3 separate regions of the Homo sapiens genome follow, and regions 2 and 3 are each linked to region 1. Evidence: read pairs that join two places in POLR2A ChIA-PET (ENCODE). Cell type or tissue: HepG2. All regions are shown on one strand.

Region 1 (8,000 bases):
GGGGGTTCTGCTGCCCCCCATCCCTGCCCTGCTGCAGGCCCTCGCCCCCAGCCCCATTCTTTCTGTTCTCCGCTTGGCTGCAGCCGCACGTCGGCCCCCTCCCCAGGAGCTGGAAGTACAAAGCCCTTCCAGGTGGACTCTGGCTCCCCCTTTGTTCCCAGCTTATTCTAATTCCAAAGCTCATTGTGCCCGGCTCGCCTTCAGAAGAGGAGGCGCCCCCATCCTGTCTCCAGCTGCCCATCCTCCCAGGATAACCAGTCACCCCAGGGCCCGGTGGCCCCTCACCCAGCCCCTCCCCGGTCCGCAGCTGCCCTAGGCTTGAGTGGGCGCTGGCTCCAATTCTCAGGCCTCCCCCAACAAACAGGAGCATTCCGGCTAGCCCCCCTCCCCTGCCCTCCCCCCAGCTCCCCTTCTCCTCCCCTCTCCCTCCTCCTCAGCTCCTACTCCAACCCCCCAGCCCCAGCTGGGGCCTGAAAGGCTGCCCACTCCCTGGGACACGGTAAGGGGAGGGTGCAGCTCTCCCCCCGCCCCTCCCCGGTCGCCTCTGCCCCAGAGAACAGTTTGCTTCTCACCCAGAAGCCACCATAGGAGCTCTGGGCTGGGCACAGGTCGCAGGGCACCCCCACCCCCTCCTGCACATGCTCGGAACCCCCCTTCAGTGAGTAGAACACAAGGGCCTGGCAAGACAGGCGGAGGCTTGGAAAGGGCTGGCGGGGGACAGCTACCCGGCCCTCAGCTGGGGGCCTGGAGAGCCCACCCTGCCCCTCCCCAGCAGCTGCTGCCCCCGGGCCGAGCCTGACGCGCCTTGACAAAGCCCGAGAACGCTTTGAAGCCTTCGGACGTGGGAGAGGACCCAGCCAGGGATGGAAATCGCTTTGCCTTTGTTCCCCCAACTGCTCAGCAGCTCGTGGGAGCAGCCTCAGAAGACCCTGTCACTGGCCGCCCGGGTCAGAGCCTGTGACAGAGACCAGAGCTCCGGCCGGAGCTCCCCGCCGGGAACTCCAGCCTTACCAGCCTGAACTTCATGCACTGCTCAAAGAGGCCCAGCTCGCCCTGGCTGGGCAGGGGCGGCTCCCAGGGTGGCCGACGTGGGGAGGGTTCCTGAACCTCCCTCAGGAGCCTCCTGGGACAGAGTCCTGGAGGTCAGCAGAGAAAGGGAAGCCCAGGCTGTGGGCCCCGCGTGGAGGGAAAACTCAGGGGGAACGCCCCGAGGCTGGGAGGGCACAGCCCCATCACACTCCATCTCGTAGTCTTGGAGAAAAATTTAGTTCTACCTCCAGGGCACAGAAAAGCCCAAAGAAGGGATGAGATAAAGGAGGGGCTGGTCAGATTTGTGCTTCAGGAGGGTCCCTCTGGCTGCTCAGAGAATGCAGTTTGGGGTCTGGCCCAGGCCGTGAGGAGGAGTTCACAGTCACTATGGGGTCCAGACCAGCTGGGGGCGGGAGGCAGGGCCTGGCCCAGGGGCTGGTAGTGGGTGCACCCCAGGCTGGGCTGGCAAAGGGCGGGGAAGAAGGTGGGTGTGGGAAGGGGTGGCTGCCTGGAGAAGAGCCCAGTTCCAGGAGGTCGTGGGAGTCAGGTATGGGGGCCCACTGGACCTCCCCTCAGATGTGGGGGCTCCCACTCCGAGGGTCCATGGAGCAGTGGCAGCCATTCTGGACAGCCCCCCACCCTTCACTTCTGTCTCCAGTACCCTCCAGCCTGGCCACCTCGCCCTCTGCCTCGGCCTCCTCTGATCTCACAAAGGCAGCAGCAGTCAGGGGTGGCGACTCCCTCATGATCCTGTCCCTGGCCTCGGAACCCACCGGAGGAGTAACCGCAGCAGTGGTCACTTCCCCAAAGTGCCATCAGCTCTCCTACATCCTTCTCGAGCCTCTGCTTTCTCTCCCTTCCACCCCCACCCCTTTGACAAGCAACATCTGAAAGTCTCCCCTGCCCGCGGCTCCCAGAGCTGTCTGGCCGTGGCCTGCACTCTCCCTCAAAGCGGCCCTCCCCCAGGTCACCGTCCTCCCTTCGATGACATCACGCGCCCACCCCGCACTCCTGCTGGGCTGAGGCCCTCCGAGCCTACTTCACCGGGTCCTCTTCTTTCTCTCAAAGGCAATGGGGTTTGCCTGTGGTCCAGCTGGGTTGGCCCTCTTCCCTCTGTCCTGGGTCCTTGAGTGGCCCCGCTTCTTTAGGCCATCTATGAGTCACTTCTCTAATGCCCCTGTCTCCAGACCAGCTTCAGTCAAAGGCTGGGCCAGAGAAGACCCTAGTGAGAAACTTCTGATGAGCAGTGTGACCTTGCCACCTCAGGGGTACCCACCCACCACCCCTGGTCTAAGCACAGGTGACACCGCCTGTCTCCCCCAACCACACACACCCCTTGAGGCTCCTCCTCCAAGCCTGGGTGGGGACACTGTCCCTCCCTCACCCAGCAAGCTCAATCTGGCTTGGGCCGGAACTGCTTTTCTTCCTAAAGCTGGACGGATGGCCGCGGGCTTAGCTTAACGGGATGAGCCATCTGGGGACTGCAGTGTCCACGATCAGATCAGGGAGCTTGAAGCTGAGGGGGGCACACTTTACCTCCCAGGCCAGGACAATGACCACTTCCTTCCCCACCCCACCCCCAGGCTACTCTTAGCCCTAGAAAATTCTAAACAAGCTGCTCAGCTGGCGGCGGAGAGGCAGCCCAACAAGCTGGCTCTTGCTAGGGAGGCCTGGGGGGTCCTGGGGAGAGGAACACGGGGTGGGTGGGGGGCGGGCAGCCAGGACCTCAGGCCTGAGGCCTTTGGGGAAGGGTCTGTGCACCTGCCAGGCACCAGGGGGCAGCCTTGCCTTGTTCCCGCTCCAGTCCCCTCAAGTCCGAAGCCCCTACCCACTCTCACGCCAGGCAGGGGTGGGGGCCGCCGGGGTCATTTACCCGGGCCCCTTCTCTGCCTTGATGACAAAGTCGAGGCTTGCTCATCAGCCAGGCAGGCTCCCCTCTGCCCACTGTGGAGACACAGAGGCCTGTCACCTGAAGAGCTGGTCCCGGCCTCCAGCTTCCAGGGTAGCCGGGAAGCTGTAGCCCCCAGTGGGCAGCGGTGGAGAGAGCTCAAGGAAGGAGGGAGCACCGGGAGGAGACGGCTGCAGCCTGCCAGGAGCGGGGAGAAAGGGAGAGAAGGGGAGGCGGAGGGCTGAGGGGGCCCGGGGGACGTCTTCCCAGGGCTGGGAGGGGCCGGCCGGGAAGCCTGGGCTGCACTAGGAGCCGGCGACCCTGGGGCGAGGGGCGGCCCGGAGCCCTGCGGGAGGAGCTGGCGGCCGCCCCAGGTAGCAACCATCCTGCCTCCCGCTGGAGCGGCGTCTCCTCCCCGGGAGGAGGGCAGGGAGGAGGTGGGCGGAGTGTGACGAGGAGGGCGGGAGGGAGGGATGCGGGAGGGGGAGGGGGAGGGGGGCCGGCCGGCCGTGGGGGTGGGGCGATAGTGACATCACCCCGGAGTCGGTTTTTAAGCGGCGGCCGGCCGGGGACGGGGAAGAGAGGGATAGTCGGAGCGAGGTGGCGAGTCGCTGAGCCCGCCGCGGCCCCGAGAGCGGCTGCAGCCGCCGCCGCCGGGAAGGAGAGGGCGAGGCGCGCCCGAGCCGCCGCCGCCGCCGCCACCGCCGCCGCCGCCACCACCGCCACCGGAGTCGCGGGCCAGCCGGGCAGCCTCCGCGGGCCCCGGCCGGGGCGGGGGGCGCGGGCCACAGGCCCCTGCTCCGGCCGCCGCTTGCAGACCGCGGGCGCCGATGTCGCCCGCGCCCCGCTAGGCTGAGCCTCGGGTCGGGCGAGGAGCCGCCGCAGCCGCCGCCGCCCGAGCCGCGGGCAGGAGCCTCGGGAGCCGCCGCCGCCGCCGCCGCCGCCCGGCCGGGCCCCGCCGCCGCCCGCGCGCCCCCGGGCCCCCGACACACATGAGATTCTTCAGGCTCACTTTCAAGTGCTTCGTGGACTGCTTCTGACTGCGCCGCCCGCGCCCCGCACCCCGCCGCCCGCCCGCCGCCCCGTCCCCCGGCCCGGCCGCCCCCCGGCCCCCGGCCGGCCCGCGCCCTCGGGGCCCTCCCCGGTGCCGCCGGTGCCCCCCGCCTGACCGCCGCCCCCCGTGAGGCGCCGCGACCCCGGCCCGGCCGTGCGGCCCGCCGAGGCCATGGCGAAGAAGAGCGCCGAGAACGGCATCTATAGCGTGTCCGGCGACGAGAAGAAGGGCCCCCTCATCGCGCCCGGGCCCGACGGGGCCCCGGCCAAGGGCGACGGCCCCGTGGGCCTGGGGACACCCGGCGGCCGCCTGGCCGTGCCGCCGCGCGAGACCTGGACGCGCCAGATGGACTTCATCATGTCGTGCGTGGGCTTCGCCGTGGGCTTGGGCAACGTGTGGCGCTTCCCCTACCTGTGCTACAAGAACGGCGGAGGTGAGTTCCCCCGCCCGCCGCGGCCTCCTCCCCCAGCAGGCCGCCGGCCCCCGCCCGACCCCCGGAGCCGCCGCGGAGGGGTGAAGTCCGGGCAACGGGTGGCCCCCGGGCACGCGGGGGTCGGGGCCGCCCCTCGTCCGCCGCTGCCGCTCGGTGGCCGGGCCGGGCGCCTCCACCCCCCTCGCAGTCATGTGCCTGGCATGGTGGGGGGAGGGGGCCGGCGATGCCCGCGAGGCTGCCCCCCAGACTCCCGGGCTGGGAGGAGCGATTGGCCGCCGAGGTGGGAAAGCAGGCCTGCGCCTTGGGGTCTCCGCGAGGTAAGGAGCCCTGGCTGCCCCCACGGGTCGGGCACACAAGCGGCACATTGTGTGGGCCCCCCACGTGTGCACACACACGAACACACACACACACAATGGGCCACTCTGTCCCTCCCCCTGCCCTCCCCTCCCCTCGCGGCCCTCCCGCCCCTCCCCTCTGGCCCGGGCCTGGAACACTGGGTGCCCGAGCCAGGCTTGGGAAGCCTGCGGCCTGGCCCGCCTGGCGCCGCCACTGGACACACTGCATGCACGTCCCATGCCCGCCCGCCCGCCCGCCCGCCCGGGCCCAGCTTAGCAACAGCGATGGGCACGCGTGTGTCCTGTGACTACAAAACAGCACTGGGGTTGCTGGAAGCCGAAGTGACCCGGTGATGGGTGGGAAACAGAGGTCCAGAGCAAAGGCCTTTGCCCAAGGTCAGGAGAAGGATGCTGGGACCTGGAGTCAGGCAAGTTGCAGCCAAGCTCAGCCTCTGAGTAGTGGAGCGAGCCCAGCCAGGGCAAGGGTAGGAGGCCCAGAGAGGAGAAGGGGGTAGTGGCACCCAGCTCTCCCTGCCCTTCTGCCACCCCCACCCCAGCCTGCTGGCCTCAGGAGATAGGCCTGTGTCACGCCCTGCCTATCTCCTGCAGAGCCTGACTCCCTGGCCTTGCTAAGGCCGGCCTGGCCCCTCTTCCGCACCTGTATCCCTCTGTCCTTGCACATCGCCATCCCACCAGCAGGGGACTGTGACCCACCCACCCTCTGCCTTAGACCTCACACTTGCAGGCAAGCGTCCAAGGGCAGGACAGTCGCGCTCCCTGCCTTTGGATGAGCCCCCCAGGCCTGATCACCCAGCCTTGGCACACATGCACACATGCACGTGCCCTCACTGTGCTGCCTGAAACAGGGAATTGCAGCACTAGGGACAGCCCGCGTGTCTGAGCGTGTGTGTCCTCCATGGCCATCGCCCCAAGTGACCGTGGGGGTGGAAGCCCTGGGGGCCTAGGGCCCCTCTGCCACCCAGGGAATAGGGCTCCAATGGCTCAGGGGCTACTGTAGCCCCTCTTCAACACACTCAACCCACCCCCTCAAGACTCCACCTGGGGCCTGAGTCAGTGGCCACCCCTACACTGACTCACCCAGTCGGAAGTTGTGATGGGGCCTTTGGAGTCTGGGCTGGCCCGCTGGGCCTGGGCAGCCTGGCTGGGGGCCACCCTGAGTCCACGCTGTGCCTCCACCCCCAGGTGTGTTCCTTATTCCCTACGTCCTGATCGCCCTGGTTGGAGGAATCCCCATTTTCTTCTTAGAGATCTCGCTGGGCCAGTTCATGAAGGCCGGCAGCATCAATGTCTGGAACATCTGTCCCCTGTTCAAAGGTGAGCAGCCCTTGGCCAGCCTCAGGGACTGCCCCCTTCTCCCAGCTGGCTCCCACTTGAGAAATCTTTTCCTGTCGTGAGCACCAGGCCTGGGGCCACGTGATGGCGTCCCAGTCTCGAGGGGGGAGCCTGGAGGAGATGTTCAGGCCGCACAGCGAACTTGGGGAAGCGGGGACTAGAGGGGGCATAGGCAGCTCCACAAGGCAAGGACAGGCCAGGCATAGCCGGGCTGGGGACGGGACCTGCCCAGCAGCACCCTTGGCTCTCTAGGTAGGTCCTACTGTTACTATCCCCAAGGACGCTGGGGCACAGACAGGTGGAGCGACGTACTGAGGTTGCCCACTGCAGGGGCGACTGTCTCCAACACTACCTCAGGCGACTAGAAACCCCCCCCCCCCACCACCACCATCAACACCAGCTGCTGAGGACTGGAGGCTACTGGGTGGCCAGGCAGAGGCTTGGACCTCCTGGAACCGCCATGGTGGCAGTGGGACCCACAGAAGGGGCCAGGTGTATGAGGCTGGAGACTCCACAGCACTTGGTCAGATGGGGACAGGAGGAGAGGGGCTCGCTCTGCCTTGGGTCTAGGGGGCGGCTGGAGGAGAGGAGACAGGCTGGGGAGTCAGCGCAGTGTTGGGGCTCACACAAGGGGGAGCCCAGGGGAGTCAGGAGCACCACAAACAAGGCTCCAGGAGGACAGATGGTGGGAGCACGGCCAGCCTGGGTGGGGACATAAAGGGGTGGCAGGGGGAGGTGGCCAGGGAAGAATCTACATGGCAAGGACTTCCCGGCCCCAGGCCTGGGCTACGCCTCCATGGTGATCGTCTTCTACTGCAACACCTACTACATCATGGTGCTGGCCTGGGGCTTCTATTACCTGGTCAAGTCCTTTACCACCACGCTGCCCTGGGCCACATGTGGCCACACCTGGAACACTCCCGACTGCGTGGAGATCTTCCGCCATGAAGACTGTGCCAATGCCAGCCTGGCCAACCTCACCTGTGACCAGCTTGCTGACCGCCGGTCCCCTGTCATCGAGTTCTGGGAGTGAGTCCGGCACCTCTGGGCCAAGCCCATCCCATCCCCCAGGTCTCCCTCATGTTGCCCGGCTCCAGGGGAGTGGCCCTGAGGGGGCACCAGGGTGTTGCCTGGCAGTCCATCCTGGACCCTGCCTGCCCTTGCCTGTCCTCGGAGAGTCCTGGGGCCAGCCTCGCTCCTGGGTTCGGCAGCCGATCACTGTCCTGGTCACTCCCCCCTGATGGGGGAGCTGGGGCTGCATGTGAGGTGGGATGGGAGTGGCCTCCCAATGGCCAGGGGATCGTGGGCTCCAGGCCCAGCCCAATTGGACAAGAGGGACCCGCTGAACCCTGGGCTGTGGGAGAGAAGGGAGCCACAACTCCTGGGGGTGGACCCTGTGGCTCCATCCTCTGCTGGCACAGGCCTCATGGGACCTCCCTCCCTCCCCTAGGAACAAAGTCTTGAGGCTGTCTGGGGGACTGGAGGTGCCAGGGGCCCTCAACTGGGAGGTGACCCTTTGTCTGCTGGCCTGCTGGGTGCTGGTCTACTTCTGTGTCTGGAAGGGGGTCAAATCCACGGGAAAGGTACCACTAGAGGCATGCAGCGGGGAGGGTGGCTCAGCCCTGGGAGCCGGATGTCTGTGCCAGGCACACCTGTGGCAACGGGAGGTGACCAGACAGAGTCTAGCCCTAAGGAAGGGGGAGGTACTGAAAGCCAAGCAATGCTCCCCACCCTGCAAATCCAGGGCCCAGCAGCCTTTGCTCCTGGGGATAGAGGCCCTGGCAGGCACTGTCCCTTCCCTGTGCCCATCACCCCCACTGGTGCCCTCCTGCCAGTCTCTGACTCTTGTGACAGTCTGGTGGACCTGGTCTGGCCATCTGTTACCTATCTTGCCTTGGGGACCCAGAG
Region 2 (8,000 bases), 61 kb before region 1:
ACCCTTGTCTTGGCACACTCCTGCCCCTACATCCTTCGGGCCCCAGAGCTCCCTGACACCACTGGACCCACCGCCCCCCACCACTCTGCTTCCTGCCAGCCCTCCAGATGGCCTGTCCTTGCCCCCTGTGTTTGCTCCCTCCTGAGGTCAGCCCCTCTGCAAGGACACCGGCCCTTCCCCTCTGGCTAGGTTAGGTCAAGGACTTGGCCTCTCCAACGCCCACTCCTCTCAGTCACAAACAGGGACACCTCAGGCACCAACCTGTACCCGAGCTCAGCCACGGACACATCTGGGCCCCCAGAAGGGCCCTCAGCTCTCCAGAGCCAGAGCAGGCAAGGGCGACAGAGCGTGTGGCTTTGGCGGCTGGGCCAGGAGGAGGGAGGGGTCCCTACTGCAGGGTTTAGCCCTTTCACACTTCAGCAGAGAGCAGCCGCCCCGTCAGCACCCACCTGCTGCTGTCCTCAGAAATGGGGTGCCTGTCGGGGTGTGCTGGTCCCCAAAAGATGTGTCCACATTCTGGAGCCTGTGAGTGGGACCCTTTTAGGAAAGAGGGTATCTGCAGATGTGATGACAGTAAGCCTACATGACGGGGGGCAGGGGGTGCCAAATCTAATGACAGGCATCCTTCTGAGACACAGGAGAGACAGAGAGGAGAAGGCCGTGTGGAGATGGAGGCAGAAATTGAGGAAGCCTGGAGCCCCCAGGAGCTGGAAGAAGCAGGAAGGATCCCCCCTAGAGACTCGGCCCTGCGCACACCTGGATCTCAGACTTCTGGCTTCCAGAGCTGTGAGGGAAGAGATTGCTGCTGTTTGAAGCCTCAGGGTCCATAGTCATTTCTTATGGCAACCATGGGACACTCATTTGGTGAGAAAAAGCCCCTTGAAACACACAAGTGGTGGGTGCCGTGGATCAAGGGCCGCCAACCACAGTCAAGCCCCAGGGCCGCTGGCTGGGCAGACTGGACCCCACAGAACCAAGCCACATGGAACACCCCCTGACCTGGAGGACAGGTCCCTGTCAGAACTGGCTCAGGAGGAACTCACTGACTGCGAGGGCCGGGCTGGGCTGGGCCACCGGGAGGAAGGCTGGGGACACAGCCAAGGTGGGGGAGGGACAGGCAGACTGGAGCCCCCTCCAGCTACACCCTCTTGCTCACAGGACCGTGCCTCCTAGCCAGACTTCTGGAAAGTCTTCTTGACAGTCACCTGCCCCAACCAGGTGTCCCCCCCTTCTCCTTCACCCCCTTTGGACAGTTCCCTTCTCTCTCCCATGACCCTCCTCCATGGCCTGGTGCTTCAGCTCCATGACCTCTGGCTTCAAGTAAGGGGGAGGGGCAGGAGGGACTGGGACGGCCCAGCAGCCTGTTCTCAGAGGCTGGCACCGTGAGCAGGAGAAATGAAGGGCAAAGCCAGGAGACACCAAATGTAGGTTAACTGCAAGGAAGGAGGGAAGGGAAGGCCATGGCAGAGGCTCCATTGTGCAGACCCACCCCACTGAAGGCTACAGGCTGGCCAGAGCCCCAGCGCCTCACAGGCCTAGGAGCCCGGGCTTACCATGAAGCCCAGTAGCCACAGTTTCTGGACCCCAGGGAGGTCTCACGGCTGTACAGGCACTGCCACCCAGGGTCCTCCAGGTGCCAGAGGACAAGAGGTTGGCGAGTCAGGAACCTGCCACAGCCATGCTCGTGCTAAGGGGCTCAGAGGATGCCTGGGCCCAGGTGCACCCTGGCTTGGAATAACCTGACCTTCATTCAGGTAACCTTCCGACTCCCCAGCTAGGATATCAAAGTCATGGCGACAGACACTTGGTCGAGTCCACTCTTCTATCACCAGCACAGGTGCTTCAATATGTGTTGAATGAATGAATGAATGAATGAAGAGGTTCAGTATTTCCTGCAGGGAGCAGAGGGTGGTCTGGGCAGCCTCTGAAATGGACGACTGTTGTTGAGGCATGGCTGGCGTACCCTCCCCCTCTTTGAAGGGTAGACGGGGTACCCGGGGGAAAGAGCCTTCCACTCACTGCCCTGGAGCCAAATCTCTTCCTCTTGGTCAGTCTTCTCGCGCCACCCCTCCGGGCATTGGCCCAGAAGCCACTTGCAAAGCGGCCACTGCCCGGCAGGTCAGCAGTCCAGGGGGTGAGACAGCCCCTGGCAGAGCCAAGGGAGGAGAAAGAGCTGGAGTGTGAAGGTGGGTGAGGAGGGGCTGGGGAGGAAGAGTCGGGGGGTCTGGGAGCGGGGAGTTCCCCTCTCCTCCCTGGGTCCCGGCCACCCCCTCCCAGTCTGGCTGGCCTGGCTGCCCCCCAGCTCCAGTCTCCCGTTCTCCTCTTGTCCCAGGCTGGCCCACGATGGGCAGGCGAGGTAGCCGGGGCACAGGGGAGCAAGCGCCGTCCCACAGCTGTGGTCCTGCCCGCTGTGCTGGGGGCACCTGCCAGGCCAGAGGCAGCTCCCTCCTGGGGACAGGTCAGCAGCAGGCCCCCAGAGGCCCAGCAGGGAAGTCCAGGGTGAAGCCAAGCTGTCCATGGGAAGTGAGCGAGTCCCCCAAAGGACTGAGCCAGTGGGAAAAGACCAGGCCAAAGGGGGCTGTGAGCCACCTTCACGGCAGGGCGGGAGCCAAGGCAGCACCTCCCCCCAGGGCCAACTGTGGAGCCACATGGTCTGAAGGAGGTGGAAGGAGAGTTGGGGGACCCTCCTCTGCCTTAGGCTGGCTCAGCTGGCCAGGCTGGCTGCGGGATCCTGGGGGCAGAGGCCTTTCCCACACTGGCATCTAGTTGAAAAAGGAGGTTCAATGAGTTTAAGCGTCCTGATCTGGAGGACAGGGACGTTAGGGCTTTGCATTCACCAGGCACCGGTGTCCCCTTAATATACCGAGGGTTCAGCGCTCCCATGTCCCAGCCTTGCCCACCCAGCCCTGGCTGCTGGGAGCTGAGCATGAGTTAGGTGCCCCCTTGGCCCCTGAGAAACCAGAGCTCAGGGGTTTCTTTTCTTCAGAGACCCTGGGCCCTGGCCAGGAGCACTTGGCCCACAGCAAGGAGCCCTCAGCAGGCCTGTGCTCCCAGGACGAAAGCCGTCCACCCAGGGCTTAGGGGAAGGGCGGGGATGCCGCTCAGGGAACCTCCGGCTGCAGGGAGCAGGGCCCCCAGGGGGCCCAGTGCAGGGACAGCTTCGGAGCCCCTTTCCTCAAGCAGAGGCAGGGAGGTGCCCAGTGGCCTTCGGCTGTGTGTCCTGGTGCCCAAGCTTGCCCCTTCACCGGGGCGCTGTGGCTGGGGCCTGGGCTGTTGAGACGTTGTGGGGTGACTGGTTTGTGCCCCCACTGAAAGATACATCCATATCTTAACACCCAGGCCCTGTGATCAGGGCCTTATATGCAAATAAAGGGTGTCTGCAGATGTCATTAAATTGAGGATGTGGAGATGAGAGCAACCCAGATGATCCAGGGGGCCCCAAATCCAAGGACAGTTTCCTTAGAAGGGACAAGAGAGAGAGACACAGAGAAGGCCATGTGGAGGCGAAGGTGGGGAGTGCCCAGGGCCCCCAGAAGCTGGAAGAGGTGGGTGGATCCGCCCCCAGAGCCACCGGAGGAAGCACTCGATTCTGGACTCCGGCCTCCAGAACTGGGAGAGTCAATTCCTGTTGGCTGAAGCCAAGCGGTTTGTGGTCATTTGCTGCGGCAGCCCAGGCCACTCCGACACGAGGGAATGAGCTGAGCCCAGAGTCCTCCTGGGCCGTGGAGGCGGGGGGCGGGGGGACCTTTGCACCCGCATCGTCCAGTAACCTGGTGGGGGCTGGGGCGACCTTGGGAAGGCAGCTCCCGTTGTCCTTGGCTCATTTCCAGAGAGCATGAGCGGCCAACCTGAATGGAGGCTGGGGAGTGAGCCCCTTAGGCCGGGGGCCCCTGGGAGTGCACCCCACTTCCACCGCAGGAGGAAGGGCCGTGTGCAGTGGGCTGCGGGTCCCACACAAGCCTAGAAATGGGGGAGCAGGGGCCACCGTGTGCACCATTGTTGGCACCGCGTGTGTGGACACATTGGTGGTGGAGGCAGCAGCGCGGTCAGCTGAAGAGCGCGACGCCTAGAGCAAGTGAAGACGACCTTGACAAGCCCATGATCCTGTCAGGAGATCAATCTCCCTTCCAGCATGTTTTCAGTTTTTTACTGTAAAGAATTGCAAACACATGCCCAACCTAGAGAGGATGACAGGGCACACCGGCCCCGCCGGCGGTCCTCACACAGCCCTCTCTCCTCTCCACTCCCCTTAATGTGGCCCCGAGGCCTGGGGCCTCCTGAGAGAGGCACCTCCATCTGCCTTAAGCAGGGACAGGGCCTTCCAGGCAGCAAACCCGGGTTCAGAACCTGGACCCTTGTCTACACCAGCCAGGGCTGGAGGTTGGCCCTCTCAGCCTGGGGACTCATAGGGGTGCCCGAAACTCCAGGAATCAGCCCCCTGGGCCCCCACTGGGCCAGGTCAAAGTCAGTGTGGGTGGGAGGTATTTGCAAGATCGCCATGCAGGAAGTAGGGTCCCAGGGAGAGGACAGGCCCAGACAGCCATCGCCGCAGGCATCTGCCCACATGGAAAGCAAGGCGGTAAGCAGAGGCGATGGAATGTGTGTCAACACCGTGCAAAGGGCCAGTGTGGCCGGGGCTGGGGCAGCGAGGGCGGCAGCCAGGGGCCTCAAGGGGCGGGCAAGAGGCCCGGGAGGCTGGGACTGCCAGGAAGGAAGCCAGCTGCTCAGCCTGGGGCGCCCTCCCCGAGGCCTGCCCGCTCCCTACCAGCCAGACTTCTAGCCAAGCTCCAGAGCTGGGAGCCCAGCTGCCCACCTAGCATCTCACAGGGATGGCCTTGCACACTACACACCTCCACCCAAGTGGAGCAATTCTGTACATTCAAGTACAATTCAGTTGTACAATTCTGTACAATTCAAGTACATTCTCAAGTGTACTTGAGCAATTTCTGATGCCGAGCTCCCCTGCCGCGCCACATCTATAGTGGCTCCAGGTGCGGTTGCCTCTTCTCTCCACACCCCTCCCGGGAGCACACACGCAGGCATGTAGGCTGCTCCAAGGGGTTCTGGAAGGCTCTGGCCCTTTCTTCTTCAGCAACCTCCTAAGGGGCTGGGTGAGGAGTGAGCGGCCAACACACATACATGCATACACACACACGTACACTAGCCTCTGCATTTCATATACATGTGAAAATCATTTGCTCCCCAATGCAGGTAACATGAGAGGCTGGGCCCTGCAGCTCTGAGGCTGTCTGCACAAACAGATCCTGAGAGAGAATAGCCTCAAGGGGTCTGTCAGCCTGTGGCCAAGTCAGATGGTCACGTCCTGTTTGCCCTGGGTGACTGGTCCAGAGGTGGGCCTCCCCGTGAGGACTCGACTGCTAGGGCCAGCAACCAGCACTGAATGCCCGTGGCCCAGGTATGGGGCAGAGTGCCTCCCTCCCTCCCCCAGCAGGCCTGCCTCACCAGGACCCTCTCACCCACACTCTGGAGGGTACACAGGGCCAAGAGCCGGGGGAGGGGGCAAGGGAAGGGATTAGCCCCAGGCAGCCAGCTAAAACGGGGTCCAGGAGCAAGGCGGCACTGAGGGGCCTCAAAGGCCAGCAGCATCAGGCTGGCAAGGACGCATACATGAGCACACACTCGGAACACGCGGGAGTGCCTGCCTGTGTGCCTGCAGGCAGGAGTGTGCAGGAGGCCGTGTGAGAGCCTGGGGAGGGCTGCGCCAGTGAACAAGGCAGGCCCATGTGTGTGTGTGTGTGTGTGTGTGTGTGTGTGTGTCTGTCTGTCTGTCTGTCTGCCTGTGCATGTCTGTGTCTGTGTACACACATAAGTGCATTTGTGCATGACCCAGGGGAGCAAGTGCGCCCTGCCTCAGGGACTCCAGGAGCCGAGCTGGCATTCAGGAAGCATCTTTAGGCTCTTGAACAAAAGGGCAGCCTCTGCTGTCTCCCTCCCCACAGCTCCCTCCTCTGAGGTGGCAGCCGTGTGGCACATCCCGGCTCTTCAACCTTCAGCCTCATTTTTATCCTGAATATCTACACACTTGCGTGCACACGCACATGAGCACACGCACAAACGCCCTGTGGTACAGTACACTCCAGGAATACTATGGACCATCTTTCTTTCTTTTCTTTCTTTTTTTTTTTTTTGAGATGGAGTCTTGCTCTTGTCACCCAGGCTGGAATGCAGTGACACTATCTCGGCTCACTGAAACCTCCGCCTCCCAGGTTCAATCAATTCTCCTGACTCAGCCTCCTGAGTAGCTGGGATCACAGGCGTGCACCACCACACCCGGTTAATTTTTGTATTTTTAGTAGAGACGGGGTTTTACCATGTTGGCCAGGCTTCTCTCGAACTCCTGACCTCAACTGATCCACCTGCCTCGGCCTCCCAAAGTGCTGGGATTACAGGCGAGAGCCACTGCGCCCGGCCTACAGACCCTCTTTCTAGGTCCCTGAGCAGGGGAAGTATTTCTGTGCCTCCGTGCTCTTGCCCATGCTGTGCCCCCAGCCTGCTACGACTTGCTTTCCAGAGCCACCTGGTGAACTCCTACTTTGAGCGGCAGCTCAGTGGCCTGCCGTCTTCCTCTGCAGAGCCAGTGGCTTTCCCTGGTCCTGTCCTACCTGTGGGTCTTGTGAGCTACTTGTTAAAAGTGAGTCACTTGCTCCTGAGACCTCAGCCACCATCCCAGTAACTATCACAGACCTAGATTGTCCCCAGAACCCAACTGAATTGGTTCATCCATTCACTCCACAGGCACGGATTGGGAGCTTACTGCATCATGCTTCTCCCTAAAGATAAGCTCTTAGTTAACATCACCAGCCATGAATTACTATACTGGAATACACACTCAGGAAAAGCCATAATGTAGACCAGGATTTAAAGAAATGCCATTTAACTAAGAAAAAACTAAGGACCTTGTTTCAATATCAGCCATGAGCTGCCACTGCTTGTTAAATATGAGTCTATGTCAGAGGCAGAATAAACAATTCATCAAACACCTCTTTAAGGAGTTACAAGTTTCTTATCAAAACCTCCAGCCCCATTTGTGCTTCTGTTATATCGGCATCTCCAAGTGGATGAGAATGTTCACTGGTAGCTTTGTCCCTTTTCCATGGTGAGGGGCAGAGGGAGGTGCAGGCTGTCCTTCCTCTTCCTCAGTCTCGGTCTGGAATAGCTAAAGAAAGCAAAACTACCTCCTCTGAGTTGAGTCTCTTTTCACGGAGACCCTCTTCTGTTGCCAGGCGCCAAATATCATGAAAACTGTAACTGGTTAAAAAAAAATCACCTGCATAAAAATCTTTAAAATTCATTTCAACAACAAAACTGTGTATGATAAAGGGTCATTCCACCAAGAAAACATAGCAATCTTAAATGCGTATACACCAAACCACAGAACTGCAAAATATGTGAAGCAAAAACTCATAAAACTGGAGGGCTAGGTGCAGTGACTCATGCCTGTTACCCCAGCACTTTGGAAGACTGAGGCCGGCAGATTGCTTTGGCTCATGAGTTCAAGACCAGCCTGGGCAACATGGCAAAACCCCATATCTACAAAAAAATATAAAAATCAGCCGGGTGTGGTGGTGTGTGCCTGTGGTCCCAGCTACTTGGGAGGCTGAAGTGGGAGGATCACCGGAGCCTGGGAGGTTGAGACTGCAGTGAGCTGTGATTATCCTACTGCACTCCAGCCTGGGCAACAGAACCAGATCCTGTCTCAATAACAAACAACTCTAATAAAACTGGAAGGGGAAATAGACAAATCCACAATTATGGTTGGAGATTTTAACACACTTCTCTCAAAAATTGACAAAACAACTAGACAGAAAATCAGCAAATTATAAAAGAACTCAACATTACCATCTATAAACAGGATCTGATAGACATTTACAGAACACTCTGCCCAACAACAGCAGAATACCCATGGGGCACATCCCAATATAGACGATATCCCAGGCAAACCTCAACGAATTTAACAGAGCTAAAATCATACAGTGTGT
Region 3 (8,000 bases), 150 kb before region 1:
CCCAGGGGCAGAAGCACATTCATGGTGCTGTGCAGCCATCACCACCATCCAGCCGCAGAACTTGTTCGTCTTCCCAAACTGAAGCTCTGGCCCCGTTCAACCCCAACTCCCCAGCCCCCAGCCCATGGCACCCACCCTTCCACTGTCCGTCCCCTCAGATTTCACAGCTCTCCTATGAGGCCCTCACAGGAGTGGAATCCTACAGTGTTGGCCTCTCTGTGACTGGCTCCTTCTACTGAGTCCAACGTCCTCAAGGGTCAGCCATGTTGAAGCCCGTCTCAGAATGGCCTTACTTTGTAAGGCTGAGTCCTATTCTATGGCCTGGATGGGCCACATGGTGTTTATCCAGCTGCCTATCCATGGACATTGGGTTGCATCCACCTTTTGGCTATTGTGAGTAATGTTGCTATGAACTTGAGTGGACAAATACGTTTGTGTCCCTGCTTTCAATTCTTTGGGGCCTACCCCAGCAGTGGGGTGGGTGGGTCCTATGGGAATTCTACTGCTTTCCACAGTGGCTGCACCGTCTTCCATTCTATGGCGGTGCTTGTTTGAATGAGAATTCTGGGCCAGCCCTGGAGCCTCTGAAGGCAGGCAAATGTGTGGTCTCGAGCTTGACTAGACACCCAGATCCCCCAGGGGTTGGGGTGCTTTATAGCGTTCTGGTCCTCCCGCTTCTGAATGGGAAGCTCTGGACCCAAGACTCTGTATTCGTGAAGTTCCCTGAGTGGGGAGGGGTGCCCACCCAGGTCTGGCATGGGCTGCCGTAGATTAGAGTAGAGCGCTGGGCCACCTAGGGGCCAGGAGTGCTGCAGAAGTGCATCCACCCAAAGGCGCAGGCTGAATCGGGCAACCTCCTGGGCTCCTGCCACCTCCAGGGTGTTTCTGTGGGTTCCAGAATCCTCCTTGTCTGGACCCTTGTTAACGAGGACTTCCAATGCCTGTGTCTTTCTGCGGCACCCGGCGCCGGACAGGCGGTTGCTTTGGCTTTGCACGCAGCTGCCAGTGGGTCCCCAAGGTGGCCCCTCCGGGGCTGCCCTGCAGGGCAGAGCTTCAGGCAGGTGGGTGCATGCAGGAGTGGGGAGGGGGCGCCATGGTGATGGCTATTGTTTTTGCCCAAAGCTGTTCCAGGCATGAGAGCCACTTGTCATGTGTACAGATTGTACCAGGAACAGGGGGAGGAAGGAACAGAGCACTGGGGGCCGGTGGGGGGCAGAGGGGGAGCCTGTCCCTTTAAATCTGTTTTCTCGGGTTTTATTTCCTTCTCTTTTCCCATCCTCCTCCCTCCACCAGCACAAGTGGAGCCGTGAGGGCCCAGGAGCTGCAGCGACGGTGCCTCTGAAATATTAATGAGGCTGTTCTCTGCCTCAGCTCCTTCCCTCCCCCTTCCCTGGCTGCATGCAGGCCTTGTCCTTGGAACCCTCCTTTCCCCTCCCAGGTGGTCGCCAAGGTGCGTCAAGCAGAGGGGAGGGGGCAGGGGCGGGCAGGAAGGAGAGGGCCTGGCGCAAGGGCAGGAAGATGTGGGGAATCAGGGATAAAAGGGGTCTCCCAGGTGCACACCAGCCACCAGCATCTCGACCTGCCTAGGATCATGCCAGGCCCAGGAGAGGGCAGGGTGGCTGCCAGACTGGGCGCCCTCCTTCCGTGCCCTCTCCCCACCTGCTCCCCAGCTGGTCTAGGGGCCCACCCCGGGCCTGACCTACGAGGCCTGGGCCACACCTCTCGCTGTTGCCTTGGCTTGCTTTTCCTCTCTGGGTTCTGCCGGGCCTGGCCTGTGTTCTAGGAGCCTGGAGGTGGAGAGAGATGGGGGACTATTGTTTTAAGGAATCCCCGTAGTGAGTCACGTCGCTGAGTGATGGGCCCTTCTGAAAGGCGGGCCCTTGCTTGGTGGGTCTGTAGGGAGCAGGTGACGGACAGTCTGCCTTCAGGAGGGCCCACGGTGGAGGGCATGTGCCCAGGTAGGCCCCCAGGCGTCCACCTCCTGCCCTCTGCCCCTGAGTTCTGCTTCCTTCTTGCTTCGGGGCCACGGCATCCTGGGCCTGGCTCTGGCTTCCAGATGGTCTGAATGCCCAGGAGCCGCATGTTCTCATCACTGAGGGTCCAGTGACTAGGGAGTGACTCGGGAGCTGGGACTTCCTGGCAGTACATGCCCCATCATCCCTGTGGGGATATATGTCCACGCAGACCCCAGAAACTGAAGGGGTGCTCGACTGGGGTGCAGTGGGGCTGTTTTCAGGAAAGAGAATGGCGTGAATCCCGATGCGTGCATCACCTGAGATCTGGAGGACGGTGGTGGGATCTCGCCCTCCATCTGTTCTCTCCTCCATAAAGGCGGAGCAGGTGGCCGAGTGGAATGCAGCCTGGGCCTGCTGGGGAGGCTTTCAGGGGTGTCATCAGAGCGTCCCAGCAAGGGCGGCCATGACCCACCTCAAGTCACATGGAAGGCAGGGCTGGGAGAACCAGGGCAAAAGCAGGAGGCTTCCTGAGCCTCAGTTTCCCCCTCTGTAAGGCAGGGAGAGTTCTCCTGGCCCTCGTAGGGTGTTTCCAAGGGTGCAGTGAAAGAAACATGTCTGTCAAGAGCTGGCATGCAGATGTGGGCTCAAAACTCAGTGTGTGCCATGGGGTCCTGAGAGGGGCCCCATGGGAGCGGGGGTGCCCCCTACTTAGAAAGTGCCGAGCCTTCTGGAGCATGCTGGGCTGCCCAGGGCCTGGAGGAAGTCCATGGGGGACTAAGCTGGAGGTGCCAGCAGAGCCCCCAAAGCCAGGGAGGGACAACATAGGGGAAAGAGGACCCCTGGGTCTCTGGTCAGGTGGGTTTGAGTCACTGGGTGGGGAGTAGGCACTCTGAGCCTAGTTGGGAGGTGAGGGTCTCTGGGCCCTGCTGAAGAGAAGAGTCCAGAAGGCGGTTGAGTAATGGGCCTGGACTTGGGCCATCCCCTCCAGCAGCCCCTGGAGGCAGCAGCCAGGGACCCCCCTGGCTGTCTCCCACCACGAGGCCGGCCAGTCTGTGCGGGGATGGTGCAAATGCCGGAAGGTGCGAGGCCCCCTCTGTGGAGGTTCTCATTTCAATGAAGCCAATTAAGGTCAGAAAGATGAAAGAGCACAGAAATGGTATGTTCCCTGCCCTTTTGGTGCCTACAGACCATTCTCGGCAGCCAGCCCAGGCCGGAAACTCTGTCAGGCCTGCAGAACTGATAGGCCTAGTCACTTCGGTTCTTGGCCATCTCGGCGATGGCTGCTGTCTTTATTGGGCCTCAGGGAGGCCACCGCCCAGGCTTATATAGAACCCAGAAAAGCAAAGTATATGCCATTTGGTCTGCACAGCAGCCAACAGTCGCTCTAAATGGGCCTTACTCTAACTGATGGATCCTGTCTGCCCTATAGCCTGTTGCATTCATGAAGACAGTGAGGGTTAGCAGAGCACCCCGACCCCACCCTGTCCTCCAGGATGGAGACTCCACCTCCCAGGACTCCAAGTTCCTCCCCTGTGGGCCAGGCCCCCATTCACTCATTCCTCCAGGCCCCCGGCCACATGCGGGACTGACCACGCGGTAGACTTCCTGCCGACTCCATACCACGTGTCTCAAAGAGCTTAGGGCCCAGCTGGTGGGAGACAAGCTCACAGATCATCGCAGCGCCAAGCAGAGTGAAATAGGAATGGGTCGCGGGATTATAGACTCAGGCGCAATCAGTTTTGGCTGGGGAACTGGCAGAGACTCCTGGAGAATGTTCCACTTGAATTGTGACTAAGAGGATTCATCGGAGGTCAGCAGGTGGAGCTGGAACAGAGGGCGTGCGGTCGGGGCTCAGAGCTGGCAGGGCTGTGTGGCTGGGGTGGGAGTGGGGCTGGGAAGTGCTCAGAAGGAATCTGGCCTTTTGCTTGATGGGGATGGGAGACTGAAACAGGGGCTCGCTGGAGTGATGGTGCCTGAACCAGGAAAGTGGTGACTCACAGCAGGGTCATGACCAGTTGCTGGACTAGAGAGAGACCTAAGAGGTGGTCCACAGGACGTGGAGCTTGCTTGCTGAGGGGTGGGGATCCTGCAGTGGGGAGGGCCAGCAGGGCCAGCCGAGGAGAAGGAAGTTGGCCCCGGGACCATGGCAGAGGGGAGGACTGCCTCCTTGCCCACTGCCCTCCCCATGAGTCACTGTGGGTCCAGTCAGACACAGCCATGGCTGCACCAGTCAGGAGCAGCTGTACGACCTGGTATGGTTCTGTCTGGGCCACCGCTGTGGGGTCAGGGGCAGGGACCGGGTGGGGGAGGACAGAGCTGGCCTTGGGTATGCCATGGTCAGAGGAGGGAGGATGAGCACATGCCAGGGGAGGGCCACCAGGCCTCGGTGACCGTGCCACGAGGAACCCCTGCTCTGAGGAACAAGCATTTCTGTCATGGCCGTGTGCCACCCAAGAGCCTACCACACAAGCCATTCACTCTGTCACCCGCTGGGGGCACAGAGCCTGAACCTGACAGTGGCACAAAGTTGCTACATGGTGGGATTGTTGAGGCATGAGGTGACTGGAGCTCAGGAAGGCAGGGAGAAGGCGCCCTGGCAGGTGCACCGTCACAAGCAAAGGTCCTGGGGTGGGGAGGGGAGGCTGTCTCGAGAAGACGAGGAGTCCAGGTGAGAGCCGAAAGCTGCCATTGCTGCCTTGAGGGGTCAGAAGTGGGACACCCAGCTGTCCTCTGGCTCTGCCACTTCCCCAAGCCAGCCTCAGTTTCCCGCATCAGAAAAGCAAGGGCAATTCGTCCACACAGCACCCCCAGAAGGAGCCCGCCTCACCTGGGACAGCTTCGCTTGCTGTCCTGGCCCCCTCTCCTCAGCTTTCACTCCTTCTAGTCTTTTCCCCCCAATGCCTGTCCCCAGACGCCTTGCCTCACCTTTGCCCCAGCTGCAACCCCACAGCTCTTGGCCCTCGGGCCTGCTGTTCTCCCTGTCCCAGCTAGAGAGGGACGGGGTTAGTTGAAACTTGTTGAGCACCTGTCCCAGCACATCAAGCCAGTGCCAGGCATGTAGTAGCTGCTCGGTGAATATGTGTCAGGTGACCAACTGCAAGACAGGGCGGGGAGAGGTGGGGAGAGAGGACGGCACAGGCACATGGCCATCATTTTGTCCCCACATCTCCCAGAAGTGAAGGCTGCTTCATGTGCAATGTGTCGCGAGAGTAAACGCGCAGGTGCCCACGCTTTTCAAACATGGGTCACTGTGGATGGATGTTTCGTGAAGTATCCACCAGGGCCTCTCCTGAGAATAAGGCCATGGACTTGGCCGTGTCTGCTTTGGCTGCCTGAGGGCTTTCTCCCCTTTCTTCAGGGCTCTGGGCCACTCGTTTCCAACGGATGCTTCTGAGCCAGGAGCTTCCCCAGAGACGGGGGTTCAGGGCCCTGCTGAGCTGCCAGGAGGGCTCTTGGCTGATGTCAAGGCCAGGCCATGTGCACTGAGGCCATTTCAGTTCCATGAGGATGTGACAGGCTTAGCTCGGGCCGGGAAGGAGCGGAGAGAGAGGAGCTGCAGTGGGCCCCGCCAAACACTGTGATGGCTGCAGAAGGGGCAGCCTGGGCCCTAGCGGATCCTTGGGTAAGGTGACGGGGACAGGGAGAGGGATGACAACTTTGCGATGCTCGGCAGAGTGGGGCCAGGGCCGTGGCCTGGATGCTTTCAGTGTGGGGAGACTTTGGCTCCTTACTTTGTCATCTGGAGGGAAGAAGAGCGTGGAGGGGAGTGGGTGGCACCATGCTGTGGGCTGGGACGTTGGCAGACTCACCAGCGACCTGTGGCTGCTTTGGCTTTCTCCTGTGTACCCTCTCCTCCTCTCCTCCTCAGCCACTCCCTTTATCCCCTCCCTCTTCTCCCTCCCTCCATCCCCCTTTCCCTCCCTCTCTTTGCCTTTCCGTCTTGTCCCTCTCTCCCCTCCCCTGTTTCCCACCCTTCCTCCGGGCCTCCTCCTTTCCTCGCCCCTGGCCCCCCAGGTACTCTCAGGGCCACAGAAACCGTGAGCCACTAAGGCCACACCAGAAGACCACCAGGGACTCATGGCATGCCCGCTGCACAGGGCGCATCTTAACCAGGCAAGAGCAGGGAGTGAACCGGAGTGAACAAGCGCAGGACTGGTGGTGGGGCGCGGGCAAGACCAGCCACTGATCAGTCCCAGCACGCTGCCCTCACTTCAGCGTGGGTTCCCGAATGGATCTGGGGGGCAGTGACAGCCTCTGCCTCCAGCTAGCTAGTGTTAACCACTGCAGGGTCCTGGCAGGAGGCATCGACACTTCCCCTCCCCCACCTGGGCAAGCCCTCCAGGTTCTGGGCACCCATGGTGGGCAGGACCCGGGAGTGGCCTGGCTGGTGGGGCCTGGCAGAGCATGAGGGCCACTGGCCCAGCCTGGGAGGTGATTTCTGCACTTCGAGGGTCATGGCACAGACTGAGTGAAGATTTGCCGAGAATATTCTGGAAGATGGGACCTCAGTTTTGTCTCAACCACTCCCCTGGCTTCTTCTCGCCTCCATCTCCCCAGGTGTCCACGCTTAGCAGCTTTCTCACCGCCGCCAAACCTTGCCTGGGCACTGGGACCGTGGGTGGCCGCCTGTCCCTAGCTGTGGCTGAGCCAAGATTGCACTTGTGAGAAGGCCTGACAGGCAGCATGGGCGACATGGCCAATAGTTCCATCGAGTTCCACCCCAAGCCCCAGCAGCAGCGGGATGTCCCCCAGGCTGGAGGCTTTGGGTGCACGCTGGCGGAGCTGCGCACCCTCATGGAGCTGCGAGGGGCCGAGGCGCTGCAGAAGATCGAGGAGGCCTACGGGGATGTCAGCGGGCTCTGCCGGAGGCTGAAGACCTCACCCACAGAGGGTAAGTCCCTCTCAGGCTGCATGCCACCCAGCCCTGCTCCCAGCCTTCAGAGGAGCGACCTGAAGGCATCCTTAGCCCCAAGGCTGGCCAGGGTCAAGGGCCACCTGTGCCCCTCCTCTCAGCCATTTCCCTTGAGGGGGAGATGCCCTGGGTAACCTGACCTGACCCCCTCATCTCCACACCTCCACAATCAGGAGTTCTCCGCTCTATAGAGCGAGACTGGGGAGGGGGAGATGGGAACTTCATGGGACACACACACAGGCGGAATGGGCCCCAAACAGAAACCCTTCCGAGGAACAGGGCAGGGCAGGGCAGGGAGGAGGAAGACAGCCCCATCTGTATATTTGGGGATTTCCGGTGTGCTCAACCCTGTGTTCACTTAAGGGGGATCAGAACAGGAGGAAGGGATGCAGGGTGCAAGCCTTCGGAGTTTCGGGTGACCGGGGCCTCTCCTGGGAAGAGAGAGGATGGCCTGGGGATGGCACAAGCCATTTGGGTCTGGCAGGAAGGGGTGACCGAAGCTGGGTCACGGGAGGCCCAGAGTGCTGATCAGAGGTGGCACTGACTGGCCACAGGCTGTCCCAAAGAGGCACAAGCCCAGGGTAGTGTCGGTCTCACTGCTGAGGGAGGCTCTAGAAAGCCCGGTGAGCACTGTCTAGAAAGATCTGGGGCGGAGGCCTGACTATCCCTGTGGGAGGCAATGTTCCACCCGGCCTTGTGAGGCCTGCCCAGCCCTGGTTGCTGCGGTCTGCCATGAAGCGGGGACCCCCAGGAGCCAGGCCCAGCCCCAGATTCCAGGAGCCACAGCATTCTCTGGCGCTGCGTGCCTGGCAGGGCTGCTGGGGCTATCCCAGCCTAGTGCCAGGCCTGTTCCCCAGCCAGTGCGGGCTGATTTGATCTGCTGCCCATCTGGGCAACGCCTGGGCCCACCCATCTCCTCTGCTCCCAGCCGTGAGGCTCCTTGGCACCTCCAGCCTCCCGCTCTGCCCTCACCCTCAACCCAGAGACTGTTCTCTTGTGGCTCCGGCCTCGGCCCCGTCTGTCTGCAGGTGGCACTCAGGCTGCAGGGAGGAGTGAAGATGGAGGAGGGGGGCTGCGGGCCAGGTCAGGAACTCCAGGGTCTGCCTGGGTCTCCCTAGCTTTGTGCCCTGGAG

The links. Peaks named below come from ENCODE experiments on the same cell type or tissue, not always from the same donor. Only the 100,000 strongest peaks of a DNase experiment are listed, where the experiment ranks them.
Region 2: POLR2A ChIA-PET joins it to region 1 with 7 read pairs; 2 of 35 experiments call an interaction of 5 or more read pairs at or near these places.
Region 3: POLR2A ChIA-PET joins it to region 1 with 6 read pairs; 3 of 35 experiments call an interaction of 5 or more read pairs at or near these places.

Annotation. Positions count from the first base shown.
Region 1 is chrX:153,684,433-153,692,432 of GRCh38, forward strand. SLC6A8 (solute carrier family 6 member 8) reads left to right here and starts at 3,494. Exons shown (of 13, transcript NM_005629.4): 1 at 3,494-4,404; 2 at 5,943-6,074; 3 at 6,872-7,121; 4 at 7,543-7,675. The coding sequence starts at 4,143. It also overlaps a transcript of PNCK not described here. In HepG2, CTCF peaks have their summits at 164 and 2,809 (motif pointing right); DNase peaks (open chromatin) are centred at 189, 3,399 and 5,421; H3K4me3 peaks cover 3,072 bases.
Region 2 is chrX:153,623,322-153,631,321 of GRCh38, forward strand. No RefSeq gene overlaps it. Among named protein-coding and RNA genes, the nearest start is that of DUSP9, 20 kb to the right of the region's middle. RefSeq lists enhancers at 123-622, 3,677-3,821 and a cis regulatory region at 3,742-3,755. In HepG2, a CTCF peak has its summit at 4,738; DNase peaks (open chromatin) are centred at 180, 3,760, 4,140, 4,580 and 2 weaker places; H3K4me3 peaks cover 3,262 bases.
Region 3 is chrX:153,529,610-153,537,609 of GRCh38, forward strand. ATP2B3 (ATPase plasma membrane Ca2+ transporting 3) reads left to right here. Exons shown (of 22, transcript NM_001001344.3): 3 at 6,513-6,846. The coding sequence starts at 6,639. Among named protein-coding and RNA genes, the nearest start is that of ATP2B3, 16 kb to the left of the region's middle. In HepG2, no CTCF peak of the experiment used is centred here; no DNase peak of the experiment used is centred here; H3K27me3 peaks cover 2,953 bases.